Linked DNA regions of Homo sapiens: regions 1 and 3 are each linked to region 2. The links are chromatin contacts, found by Hi-C or POLR2A ChIA-PET in ENCODE. All regions are on one chromosome and are shown on one strand. Each heading gives the region's core, a stretch centred on a gene start or an enhancer-like site at or near the end of the contact. The rest is flanking DNA. Distances are from core to core; before and after follow the strand shown.

Region 1 (4,231 bases), core at 1-2,500, 110 kb before region 2:
GCCTGGATCCCCACCCCCCCAACCCAGGAAGACTGAGGTGTGTGTACGCAGGTGGGGTAAGCCCGGGTTACCGACGAGACCTGCTCGCGTCTCCGCTCCCACTCTGGTGCCCCCTCCCCTCCCTGGCAGCCCCCCCCCCATCCGCCTACCCTCCGGGCTCACTTCGACTCACCTGGCGGTGGGTCTTCTTCCCCCCCGACCCCCGGCGGTGCGGCCCGTCCCCCTTCTGACCCCGCGCCTGGCCGTCGTGCCCCGAAGGATATGGGTTACAGACCGTGCGGAGACACCAGCTCCGCGGGCGGCTGTCCTGGCTCAAGTAGAAGAAAACCACCGGGGCCAGCGCCGGGTACGGCAGCCCCTCCGCCTCGGAGTCCGCGCTGCCCGGGTCCTTTTCTGCTGACCCCGGCCCCGGCCGGCCCCCGGCCCCCGACAGGTCGTTGAGCCGCATGAAGCTCCGGGGCTGTCCCGACTCCTCGGCGCCCGCTCCATCCTCCTCCTCGTCCATCCTCTGGCCAGCCGGGGCCCCGGGCGATCCGGAGAGGGGCAAGCGGCGCCCCTCAGAGGAGGTGTCCTCACGCAACCCGGGGGCCCCGGCGGGGGCACATCTGGTGGGCTCTAGGGCGCAAGCTGAGCCCCCGGGAGGGCCAGTTCAGCCCAGCTCCCCCTGCCCGCAGGGGCATGCTGCCCGCGGGGCGCCGGGGCGCAGGGAAACCCCGCCCGGCGCGAGTCCCGCTTCCCCTGCGCCCCTGGGGCTTCCCGGGCCAGCCGGCCGGCTCCCCCTCACTTTGTTCCGGCTTCTTCGCTTCGCGCCCAGGCTCCGGTTGCCGGATTCGGCGCTACCTTCGGCGAAGCCGCCCCGAGAGGGCGAACGAAAAGGGGGGCAGCGGCGGAGGGCGGGGGTCCGGGGAGGGGCGCCCCCTCTTCCCGCGGCGCAGCTGGAGCCGGATCTAAGGGGTCAGCATCGTCCCGGCTCCGCGCCAGGCGGCGGGGGAGGGGAGGAGGGATCTCTTTAGGGGTGGGCTTGGAGGGGGTGGGGGCGGCTCCTTCCCCCGCCCCGCCGCGGGCTCACTGTCCGGGAGGGGCGGGGAGACAGTGGGGGGCAGTCCCGGGCGGGAGTGGAGGCGGAGATGCCGCCGCCGCAGCCGCCGCGGTGGCTGCCGCTGCCGTAGCTGTCGCCGGCGCCACAGCCTCCTCCTCCGGCCGAGACGCGGAGCGAGCGAGCGAAAGCGGCGGCGAGGAGCCCCGCGCACACCACAGCTGGATCCCTCACTTCAACTTCAAGCCTCGGCCCCGCCCCCAGACAGCCCCGCAGCCAATCGCCGGACGCCGCCGGCCCCGAGCCGCGCGCCCATTGGCCGTCCGCCGTGGCAGTGCGGGCGGGAGCGCAGGGAGAGAACCACAGCTGGAATCCGATTCCCACCCCAAAACCCAGGACCGCCCCTCTCCCCTCCCCTTGCCCCTGGGTCCGCTCCCGAAGGCTGGAGCCAATCAGACTGCTGCCCAGACCGAACCCACTTTCCTATTGGCCATTGGGGTCTTTGGGACTCCCTTGGAGGGAGCCCGAAGAATCAGAGTATTCGGCGCGGGGTCCTGGCGTAGGGCCGCAGGCCCCAGGCATCCTTTGTCCACGACCCCTGATTTGGGCAGCAGCCGGAGGACGGAGCTCAGCTCTGGGCGGGCCTGGGGAAGAAAGGAGACAGGCGGCACGGGGGTGAGGGTTGTCACCAGGGGGTCCCAGAGCGAAATCCCAGGTCTCCACCTGGTTAATCTCCCACCCTGGAGTTGAGCTTGGCTGCGGGACTGGGGGAGGGAAGGAGCGGAGCTGGATGTCCTGGGGGTGGGGCTTCAGGCTGGAGGGGCCCAGTCTTGGAGAAACGGGCGGAGCTCGAGAAAGGCTAGGGTAGGCATGGTCTGGGCGTGGCCTCCACAAATCTCTTGGGCTTATTGGTCATACTCCCGAGTCAATTCTGAGACTTCGACCCTGACCTCGTAACCCTAACCCGCTGGACCTGACCTCACATTGACGCTCCTGGGCTTCATCCCTTTGCCCCTAGGGACCTTTTGAAGGGCGTGGACTCCACGCAGGGGCTTCGTGCTTGAACACGTGGCCCCAGGCAGGTCGCGCTGGACCGCAGAGCCCGGATCCCCAGGAGGGGCTGCGGAGCAGAGCGAGGACCCCTAAGAAGGAACCTGTGGGGGTCTCGAGTGTGTGGGAGGGGGCGGAAGCACAGAGCTGGGCTTTATCGACTCGACCTTCAAAGTCCCCACCACCGCCACCCCCCAACTTCGTGCCTCAGTTTCTCTTAAGTCCCTATGTGGCTTAGGGAAAGAGTGTCCGCGGAACTGGAACTTCGCGGGTCTGCCGCCTTCACTCACTCACCTTAACCCTACCGGCAGCGGGCCCTCGTGGGTTTGTGCTTTCCACGCGTGCACACGCACGCGCAGACCCCGGCCCTTGCCCCGCCTACCTCCCCGAGTTCTGGGGCTCAGTCGGCTCTAGCTCTCTCCTGCCGCCGGCGCCACTCCAGAAAGCTGTGGGTACCCGGGAGCGGAGCGCCGCGGGTGTGCTGGGCGCCGGTGGAGGGGGGAACAGCGAGGATTAGACGCCGGGAAGCACTTCCCCAACATCTGCGAGAGGTAGACACGGCGGAACCTAGTGGGTCAGTCAGTTCCCTCTCCGGAGATTTTGGGGCGCTTGCGCCACTGCGGAGAGGCGGCGGGATGGGTCGGATGACCTCCATCACCACCCCTCACTTTGCTGAGGCCATCACCCCTGGGCGTTGTTCACTCTCCTAAGGCTGCACCACCCACGCAGCCCCCGCGCACCTCCCGCCACCGCAGAGGGTTGGGGTCGTCTCAGTTCCCGCCCCGGCCGATGGGGGGAGGGGATGGGGGAAGTGGCAGAGTGGCTGCTGCGCCGTCGTCTCCCTGGTTGCCCTTTCGCCGAATCCATGCACAGAGTTGTGTAAATGAGGCCGGGCGGGCTCATTTGCATTTCATGCTAATGAGCAGATCCCCTAAGTGCCTTTTTTTCCTGGCGGGAGTCTCTGCTCTCATTCTGAGTATGCGGCGCCTGAGTCTTGAACCCCGTGCCGTCTTCTGGGAAAGGGGGGCTATTTATGGTTGCTCCGCGCGTCTGACACCTTCTTCCCTCCCGAGAGGCCGCAGTCTGCCGGGTCGGCCTGCCCTTCCCGCCAGGATAGAGGCCCCGGGGCTGGCGCGAGAAGTAGGGACGCCCAACACCCCTTCTTTGCAGAGGGGAAAATGAGGACAGAGAGGCTGGCCCAGCCCAATGATCAGGTCCCCTGGTGGTCAGCAGGCCCCACACCCTCATCCATCATCCCGGCCACCCCTGGGCTCTGGACTGAACTCTGTTCTAGAACATGCCCGAAAGGAGGGCAGGCACAAACGCACCATCTAGATAAATTGAGATCCACATGCACTTCCCTGGGTTCAGGACCTAGGGGAGACCGGCCACGCAAGACAGGATCTGATCCCTGTACTCGGCATGTTGGGGCTGATGGCCAGTCGGAGATGCTTACCCTTAGCCTGAGTGCCAGAGAGGAGGCAGAGGCAGAACCTACAGGGAAGGCAAAGAAGACCTGAAACCATCTTTATTTAACTCCAGCCCTCCAAGCCTCAGCTCTGACATCACCTCCTCAGAGTGGCCTTCTTTCCAGCAAGTATTTCAATGCCACTTAAGTGCCAAGGTGCTTAGGATACAGCACCGAGCCAGACACAAGTCTGGAACTTCACAGCACTTAGCCCAGGCTGGGATTATATGTTTGTGTTTGCAGTAATGAAATGATCATCTCCCTATCTAGGCTCTGTGTTCCCAGAGGGGCTATGTTCATTTTGCTCACTAGGGCCTTGTCTAGTGTCGGGCACAAAGTTGTTAGGTGAATGAATGACCTCAGGCAGGGAAAGGGAAACAAAGGGACAAGAAATTCCTTTCTTTGGGCCTCAGTTTCTCAACAAAGACACTAAGCCTAACTAAGAGTTTTTCTGGGTTTGAGGAAGAACCCCCCCCATATATACCCTGCTCAGCCAGCCCCTCCAGCCCCCTCCAGCCCTGCCTTTACCCCTCCCTCACAGCCCATCTGGCTCCCTGCGGAGCTAAGATAATCTTCCCATCTGTGATACCCTTTGCTCAGGGATGATACAACCATTATCCCATTTAGTCACCTTAACAGCCCTGAGAGCTGGGTGGATGGCCCCCCACCTTTCAGAT
Region 2 (4,898 bases), core at 3-2,502:
TTTGCCATGTTGCCCAGGCTGGCAATTTTTTTTTTTTTAAATTAGCTAGGCATAGTAGCATGCACCTGTACTCCTAGCTACTTGGGACGCTGAGGCAGGAAGATCTCTTGAGCCTAGTAGTTCAAGGTTGATTACACCCACTGCACTCCAGCCTGGGCAACAGAGCAAGAGCCTGTCTCAGAAACAACAACAACAACAACAACAACAGCACACACACACACACACAAACCCAAAACAACAACCACAAAAAACTACAAAAAAGAAACAATACAGAAATAGCTCATGCATTCTTCAGCATCAATATTCAAATTTTCCCAATGTTAACATCTTGCAAAACTATAGTACAATATTATAGCCAGGATATTGATATTGATAATAGTCAAGACACACAACCATTCCCTTGCCCCCATCTTCTTTCAGTCACTCTCAGTTTGGGTTTCTTTGAGACACACTAATATAATCCTAGAAAAATGCAGGTGAGGCCGAGCGCGGTGGCTCACGCCTGTAACCCCAACATTTTGGGAGGCTGAGGTGGGTGGATCATCTGAGGTCAGGAGTTTGAGACCAGCCTGGCCAACATGGTGCAACCCCGTCTCTACTAAAAATACAAAAAATTAGCTGGGTGTGGTGGTGTGTGCCTGTAATCCCAGCTACTCAGGAAGCCAAGGCAGGAGAAGCTTGAATCCAAGAGGTAGAGGTTGCAGTGAGCCGAGATTGTGTCACTGCACTCCAGCCTGGCCCACAGAGTGAAACTCCGTCCCAAATTTTAAAAAAATGTTTAAAAAAATGCAGGTGAGTATCATGAACTCCCATTCCACAGGTAAAGAAGCTGAAGTACAAAGAGATCAAGTGGATCACGTGGCGGATGAACACCCGAGCCAGGAGCAGAGGACCCGGTGCAACTGCCTCAACGTTACAGCCATGCCTGCCCATGCCCCACCCTCAGATCTGGGAGAAAGGAGAGGGCATAGGTGATTCCTGTTCCTTCTGGTTTGGAATTTATCTCCTATCTGATCATCAGAGATAATATAACCTCAATTTTATTATTCCACAATTTCTACTAACTGATCCCAAGAAACTGGGACCAGGGTAGGGCAGGGTTGAGTTGGAAACAGGTGGCTCTTCCAAGGAATTAAAAGAGTTCTACAAACTCATATCAATGCAATGTGCTCATAAACATAGGACCCACCCATCATTTCGAAAGAGGAAGCATAAACAAACCAATTCTCCTTCCTTGCCCACACCACAAATGCCTGGGGCATAAAGGGTGGCCACTTCTTTTTCTTTCTTTCTTTCTTTTTTTTAACTTTATTTTAAGTTCTGGGATACACGTGTAGAACGTGCAGGTTTGTTACACAGGTAAACGTTTGCCATGGTGGTTTGCTGCACCTATCAACCTGTCACCTAGGTATTAAGCCCTGCATGCATTAGCTATTTACCCTGATGCTCTCCCTCCCCCGGCCCCACCCCTCGACCCGACACTTCTTTTTCTATTTTTTCGTTTTGTTTTGAGACTCACTATGTCACCCAGGCTGTAGTGCAGTGGCACAATTACTGCTCACTGAAGCCTCAAGCTCTCAGGCTTAAGAGATCTTCCCATCTTAGCCTCCCAAGTAGCTGGGACTACAGGTATGAGCCACGGTGCCCCAACTTCTATTCTTAAAGGGATTTGGTTTTAGGAATTTTTTTTTTCAATGCGACATGGGAAGCTTAAGGAGTTAGAGGAAAAACAGCAGTGCCAGTTGTTCTCAACTCAGAACTAAAGTAACTACTTGGAAAGGCATCAGCTACTTAGCATGGGTGTTGTAAAACCCAAGGCTCTCAGGGCCCAGGTGGGACTGAGACCAGATAGGAGCCTTGAAGAAACAAAGCACAGCCCCACCTTAAAGGTGCCAGCAGAGGGCTGGCTCCTGAGAACTCAGGCCCAGATCTGAGTAGAGAAGTCAGGAGCAAGAAATTTTATTTTTTAAGAATTCTCTTGACTTTCCAGTGTTGGCAACTAATGTGTTCACTGCTTTATCCCAAGTGTCTGAGTGCCAGGAACATAAGAGGTGCTCAGATGAATGACCAAATGAATGAATTAAAAATAATGCACATAATGACTCAATTAAAAAATAGTAGACATCTTGCTGAAGGTAATCTATGAATGGCTAACAAGCAGATGAAACGCAAATTAAAACCACAATGAGGTACCACATCATGCTCACTTGGAAGGCAAAAAAATAAAATAAAATCAAGGGCTGGGCGCGGTGGCTCACGCCTATAATCCCAGCACTTTGGGAGGCCAAGGCGAACAGATCACCAGAGGTCAGGAGTTCGAGGTCAGCCTGGCCAATATGATGAAACCTTGTCTCTACTAAAAATACAAAAATTAGCCGGGTGTGGTTATGGGTGCCTGTAATCCCAGCTACTTGGGAGGCTGAGGCAGGAGAATCGCTTGAACCTGAAAGGTGGAGTTTGCAATGAGCCAACATTGTGCCATTGCACTCCAGCCTGGGTGACAAGAGCAAAACTCTGTCTCAAAAAAATAAAAAATAAAAAAACAAAATAACAAGTGTTGGCAAGCATGTGAGGACACTGTAATCCTTATATATTGCTAGTGGGAATGTAAAATGATTCAGCTGCTTGGAAAACAGTGTGGTGGCTCTTCAAAAAGTTAAATATAGAATTAGCATATAACCCAGCAATTCCACTCCTAGTTATAATATATGCCCAAAAGAACTGAAAACATGTGTTCAAACAAAAACTTGGGCCAGGCACAGTGGCTCATGCCTGTAAGCCCAGTACTCTCTGAGCCAAGGTGGGAGGATCGCTTGAGCCCAGGAGTTTGAGACTAGTCTGGGCAACATAGTGAGATTCCATCTCTACAAAAAAAATTTAAAAGTTAGCTGGGCATGGTGGTGCACACCTGTAGTCCCAGCTACTCCGGAGGCCTAGCTACTCTGAAGGATCACTTGAGCCTGAGAGGTCGAGGCTACAGCGAGCTACCATTACACCACTACACAACAGGCCTGGGTGACAGAGTGAAACTCTGTCTCAAACAAAACAAACAAAAACCCGTACATGAATGTTTACAGCAGCACTATTCACAATACCCAAAAGGCGGAAACAAACCAAATGTCCAGCAACAGATGAACGGATAAACAAAATGTGGCATATCCATCCCTACAATGGAATCTATTATTTGGATTACAGAGGTCAAATGGGTATGGAACATCAGGTTTGGCAGAGTGGAGACTTAGATCCAAGCTCATGGATTTAAAACCTGAAGTTCATTGCCAGGAGTATGATGGCACAGGAAGGGAATGTGGAAGGCACATACAGGACCCTAAAGAGAGTCCTCACCGTGGATGAACTCATTAAGGACATTAAGCATTGGTAGTACTATGAGAAGCTATGCTGACAGTGACAGCAGGAGAGTTCTGAAACCTGCCAGCAAATCCACAAAATGGAAATGGCTCGCAGGATCACTTTTTTTTTTTTTTTTGAGACAAAGTATCACTCTATCTCCCAGGCTGGAGTGCAGTGGCATGATCTTGGCTCACTGCAGCCTCTGCCTCCTGGGTTCAAGCGACTCTCCCACCTCAGCCTCCTGAGTAGCTGGGATTACAAGTGTGTGCCACCACACCTGGCTAATTTTTGTATTTTTTGGTAGAGATGGGGTTTCACCATGTTGGCCAGGCTGGTCTCAAACTCTTGACCTCAAGTGATCCACCTGCCTCGGCCTCCCAATGTGCTGGGATTACAGGCGTGAGCTGGATCAACTTCTTGATGCCAAAGAATCGGGCAGATCTGCGGTGGGGCTGCTGTGGCCTGTGGATAGGACACCCAGTATGAAAACCCTTGGCCAGTTTGTGTCTCCACCTCTTGTCTTTCTACAACCACATTTTCTGTTACCCGTTTTTAGGATAAACTCAATCGTATATATGCAAGAAGGCCTCCACTTAGAAAAGGCCTCCACTTAGAGAAGCAATCCCATTAGTCAGCAACGGACCCTCTCGTTTATTAAGTGAAAGAAGAAACTGAAGGTAAAAGCTGTCTAGCAGTAGAGGGGGCTGAGGAGGGGGCAATGGGAACTTATCGTTTAATGGGTACAGAATTTCAGTTGGGAAAGATGAAAAAGTTCTGGAGGTGGGTGGTGCTGATGCTTGCACAAAAGTGTGAGTGTACTGTACTTAATACCACTAAACTGCAAACTTCAATAGTTAAGATGGTAAATTGTATGTTATGTGTATTTTACTACAATAAAGCAATTTTTAAAAAGGAAATGAAGTAGCCAGGAGTGGTGGCTCACGCCTGTAATCCGAGCACTTTGGGAGGCCGAGGCGGGTGGATCATGAGGTCAGGAGATGGAGACCATCCTGGCTAACACAGTGAAATCCCGTTTCTACTAAAAAAAAAAAAATACAAAAAAAATTAGCCGGGCGTGGTGGCGGGCGCCTGTAGTCCCAGTTACTTGGGAGGCTGAGGCAGGAGAATGGCAAGAACCCTGGAGGCAGAGCTTGCAGTGAGCCGAGATCGCGCCACTGCACTCCAGCCTGGGTGACAAAGCGAGACTCAGTCTCAAAGAAAAAAAAAAAAGGAAATGAAGTACTGATACATATTACAACATGGTGGAACCTTGAAAACATTTATAAGTGAAAGAAGCCAGTAACAAAAGACTATATATTGGGCCGGGCGTGGTGGCTCATGCCTGTAATCCTAGCACTTTGGGAGGCCGAGGGAGGCAGATTGCCTGAGCTCAGGAGTTCGAGAGCACCCTGGGCAACATGATGAAACCCTGTCTCTACCAAAAACACAAAAATTAGCTGGGCATTGTGGTGGGCGCCTGTAGTCCCGGCTACTCGGGAGGCTGAAGCAGGAGAATTGCTTGAACCCAGGAGGCAGAAGTTGCAGCA
Region 3 (4,287 bases), core at 998-3,497, 110 kb after region 2:
GTGCCCAGCTAAGCCCATTCTCCTCAGGCCTTCTGCCTGAACTCTCCTGCCCACCTCTTCCTGTGAGAAGCCTTTCCTGACCCCCTGATCTAAGCCAACCCCTTTGTAATTCTATTAAATTCCTTTTCGCTGTCTGTTTCTCTCTGTAGATTACCTGTCCATGAGGGCAGAGACCTCATCTATTTTATTTTTGTATCCCCAGTATTAGCACAGTGTCTAGTACAAAGTAGGACTTCACACCTATTTGTGGAATGAATGAATGAATGAATGAATCGTATTCCCAATGCACAGTGCTGGGATAATAAGAGTTATTTATTTACTGACAGCTGAGCATGTGCCAGGAACTCCTGCAAGTGCTTCACAGGCATCATTTTCACTTAATCTTTATAATCACCTAACACGGGAGGTGCCATTATTATCCCCATCTTGAGGAGGGATACTGATAAGGATAAGGGAGGAGGCAAAGTGATTTGCTGGTGGTCTTCTCAGGGTCAGAGCTGGAAGAGAGTGGTGAAGTGGGTGGTCCAGCTTCAGCACTCACCTTCCCATGCACCCCGTTATGCTGCCTGGCAACCCCAGAGTCAGGTGAGGGAGCAGCTGAGGGGGTCCAAGCAGCAATGGGTGCCTGGACCGCACAAGCTTTTTCAAACATTCCAGCCCAGGATTCCCCTATTCATTCAGCCAGGAAGCTGGAGGAGGAGGTGGTGGGGGATGGGGGCGGTAGCCCAGAGTGGTCACATATTCCAGGGTCAGAGGGCTCCCTAACTGCTTTGGCAGCCCATTCCATCTTGGAATGTCCCATCTGCCCAAACAGTCTTCTTACACTGGGCCTGAAACACTCTCCTACTTGCTTGTCCTACTTGTAGGTCTACACCCCACGGATGTCACGGAGCCAGCCCCACCCCCGCCCCCACCTCCTTTTGGAGTTATGGTCTCATGTGACTCTGTTCCAGCCCCCATCACCATCCCACCCTCTGGGTTCTCCCAAAAAAAGGCAAGGGCAGCTCTTCTGTCTCCACACCAGGCCTTCCAGACTGGCGAGATGCGGTAAGGGGTCGCGGGTATCGGGGCTTGCCGGAGGACAGCAGCAGATAGAGTCTCTGACCCGGAGCCCTGGAGGCAGCAGAACAGGGGCGCTGGGGGCAGGGAGGTCCTGACCTCTGGGCCACAGCTTAGGGCTGTGGTGTGGCCTGTCCTCTCCATCTCCGCAGCACGAACCCAGACCCAATGGACCCTTCCTCACCACACCGCTGAGGTGTCTGAGCCTCCCGCTGAAACCACATCGGGGAAGAGGGAGAAAGACCCTCGAGGCAGGGACTTGGGGGCTGAGACGGCTGTTGGTTGCCCCTGCTCTGCGGCTGGGGCTCTGTTACAGTCCCCATTCCCTTAAAGCCAGAGGGCCCCTCCCTAATTCCCTAAGGTCCTGAGGCCAACTCACCAGCTCAGTTCCTCCTCTCCCTGCCCTCCGGAGACCCATCCAGGTTCTTCAAACCCCCGGCTGAGGAAGCCACACCTCGGGAATACTCCAGTTCTCTCCTTCGGCGTCACTCCCTGTTCCTTCAGTTCCCGGGTACACACTTTGTCCCAGGCCTGAATTCCACCCCCGAGCTCCCCTTCCTCACCGGCCGCTGCCCCTCGGGCTCAGCTGGGGAAGGACGCCCTGAGTCCCTTGGCCCTACTCCTCCGCCCACGGCGCGCATATCCCCGCCCCCTCCCAACTTCAGAAAGTTTGGCCTGGGGCTCCCCACCTCCGAGCAGGTTCGGGCCCAGCCCCGCCTCCCAGCCCCGCTCGCCGCGCCTGACCTTCATCGCTCCCTTGGCCGGAGACCACCCTAGCATGACCTGCTCCCCCCGCCCGACTCCCAATCCACCAGGGCCCGGGTCTCCAGGTCACGCACTGCCCCCGCGCGCAGCTCCCTAGGCCTGCTGGGGAAGGGAGTGCCGGGGGCCGGATGCTCCGCTCTGGGCGACCGCCGGCGCCCCGCACGCACGCACGCGGCCCGTGCCCCACTTCCCCGGCTGGGGCCGCCCGCAGCCCCGCCAGGACCCCGCGCGCCCCCGCGCCCGGCCTGCCCGCCCGCCCGGCCGTCGGAGCACCTCGCCCGCCTCGTCCTCCTCCAGGCCGCTGAAGCTCCACACTACCAGGCCCTGCAGCAGCAGGATGGCCAGCGCCGTGGCAATCGCCAGCTTGTAGCGCCGCACCAGCTTCTGCACTCGCGCGCTCGCCACCATCTTCCTGCCCGGGACGCGGGGCGCGCGCCCAGCCCTGCAACCCGGCCGCGAGCGCGCGCACGGGCGCGGGGCTGAGCCGCCCCCCCTCCTCCACGCCTAGGGAGGCGGGCCGGGCGCGCGCCGGGGCGGGGCCGGGGGCGGGGCCTGCGGGGCCAAAGCACGGCGCACCGCAGGCTAGGGGTGGAGCCGGGGCTCGCAACACCTTCAGTCCCGGCAGTCGCGGGCGTGGGCTTGAGCGCGTGCCTTCTGCGCTCGTGTCTCCGCCGGTGCCCCTGGCTCCCACGTGTGCTCCCCTCCACCTGGACGGCGAGCGCCTGGTGCTGGGGAGTGGAGGGTCTGCGGCACAACCTCTCTTGCCTGGTGTCGGGGGTCGTGGGCGAGTTCAGTCCCACGCGGGTAAGCTCTCGGTCCCGGGGGCCCAGGGAACGCCAGGGCTCCCAGAGACGCCGCCTTGGGAGAGGGCGTGTGAGAGCCACAGGCGTCTGCTTAAAAACCTGGAGGCCGCACCTGCGGGGCAAAGTCTAACCCCTTGACTGGCATCAGAGAGCCTTCACGAATCCTCCTTTCCGCTCTGCGCTCATCCTAAGCATCCTCAGGCCGCTCCCAGAGTCGTGGTTCTCAAACTACTCTAGCGTGTGTTGGAGTCTCTTGGAGGTCTTGATAAAACAGATTTTTAGTGCCCCTCCTCCCTCCCCCAGAGTGTCTGCTTTGGTAGGTCGGTAGTGAGGCCTAAGCATTAGAATTTTCAGCAGGTTCCCAGGTGATGCTGATGCCTTTGCTCTGGGACCAAACTTGGAGAACCAGTAGACCTCGACACATGCTGCTCCCTCTGCCAAGTCCCCACCCCCTACACCATCAGTGGCATCCTCCCTGTGCGTCCCCAGCACTGTGCAGTGAGCACCAATCATACATCCGGTCGTGACTGCTCTGGGATCTCGCCCTGCCTTGGACACCCAGCAATGCTCAAGAAATGTTGCGGAAAGCAAGCAGGGGAGGCCCAGATTCCCGTCTAACCAGCTGTCCCTAACATTTGTTTGAGAACCCGGCGTGTTCAATGAGCACCGCATTGGACAAGGTCTAAGCACCTGCGGCCTTCCCTAAGCCTGGCAGGCCCATGGAGAGAGGGAAGGCGAGAAGAGCAAAACAGTGGCCACCAAAGCAAGGTGAATCCCCAGCTGGGGAAGCCAGGCACTGGGAGGAGGAAGTCATAAAAATAGCAAACACAAGTTAGAAGGTTTAAAGGGAAGACGTTAGGAACCACTACAGAGAGGTCTGGAAAGAGAAGTGGCTTACAAAAAAAAAAGTTTGAAAAGTTAGAAGGCCATGATGGAGGGGTTTGGAAGTTGCCACAAGGTTGGGTTGATGAGAGAATTCTAAACTGATGTGTACAGGATACACAAGCATTTGATGGTACATAAATAACCTCCTTTAATCGTCTTCTGCGCTTTAGCATTTGTAATCATTCTGTTCCTCCGCGTTTGTTAAATGGGAGAATTGTAAACTATGTTTCCGACGACAGTTTGGCTACTTAAGAGAGCCTACACTTCAATGATTTTGGAAAACATCAGTTGACATCCCGGCAATTGATATGTTAATTAAATATTGATCTTGTGTGCTCATTAAATCAGATCCTCTAGGGACTTCTACCTGCCAAGAATTCCCCCCACAACAATGAAAATAGCTTTATTTTTCACTGATTATATAAGTAATAAATATCCATTATATAACATTTAAACACTAAACGAATAAGAAAAAAAGTAAAAGTCACCTACAATCCCACCCCTTAAGATGATCATCATTAACATTTTAGTGGCTATCCTTTCCTTTCCTTTCCCCCATTTCTCTCTTTTTTTTTTTTTTTTTTTTGAGACGGAGTCTGCTCTGTTGCCCAGGCTGGAGTGCAGTGGCGCGATCTCGGCTCACTGCATGCTCTGCCTCCCAGGTTCACGCCATTCTCCTGCCTCAGCCTCCCAAGTAGTAGCTGGGACTACAGGCGCCCACCACCACGACTGGCTAATTTTTTTTTTTTTTGTATTCTTAGGAGAGACGGGGTTT

The links. Hi-C counts contacts between places; a loop is a spot of excess contacts on that map. ChIA-PET counts read pairs that join two places held with the same protein, here RNA polymerase II (POLR2A). Pooled maps may share reads with other maps.
Region 1: a pooled map shows a loop between it and region 2 (2.5-fold over the local background). The contact joins the promoter of CACNA1G here to the enhancer-like site in region 2. A Hi-C loop is called at or near these places in 1 of 50 pooled maps. POLR2A ChIA-PET finds 5 or more read pairs at or near these places in 2 of 52 experiments (HEK293T and K562).
Region 3: a pooled map shows a loop between it and region 2 (2.0-fold over the local background). The contact joins the promoter of XYLT2 here to the enhancer-like site in region 2. A Hi-C loop is called at or near these places in 1 of 50 pooled maps. POLR2A ChIA-PET finds 5 or more read pairs at or near these places in 5 of 52 experiments (A673, Caco-2, GM12878 and 2 more).

The regions. Positions count from the first base shown.
Region 1 is chr17:50,557,734-50,561,964 of GRCh38, reverse strand. CACNA1G (calcium voltage-gated channel subunit alpha1 G) reads right to left here and starts at 1,250. Exons shown (of 38, transcript NM_018896.5): 1 at 264-1,250. The coding sequence starts at 505. It overlaps CACNA1G-AS1 (CACNA1G antisense RNA 1), which reads left to right. Exons shown (of 2, transcript NR_038439.1): 1 at 1-37. RefSeq lists enhancers at 1-291, 1,651-1,700 and a silencer at 1,051-1,430.
Region 2 is chr17:50,449,090-50,453,987 of GRCh38, reverse strand. The region is part of intron 1 of ACSF2 (acyl-CoA synthetase family member 2); the gene reads right to left. It also overlaps the pseudogene MRPS21P9. Among named protein-coding and RNA genes, the nearest start is that of CHAD, 17 kb to the left of the region's middle. Within about 2 kb of position 1,252, at least 4 of the 41 ENCODE cell types and tissues checked have a DNase peak (open chromatin) inside an H3K27ac peak, as active enhancers do.
Region 3 is chr17:50,344,086-50,348,372 of GRCh38, reverse strand. XYLT2 (xylosyltransferase 2) reads right to left here and starts at 2,247. Exons shown (of 11, transcript NM_022167.4): 1 at 2,098-2,247. The coding sequence starts at 2,232. RefSeq lists silencers at 831-1,125, 1,941-2,030, 2,101-2,200, 2,261-2,460.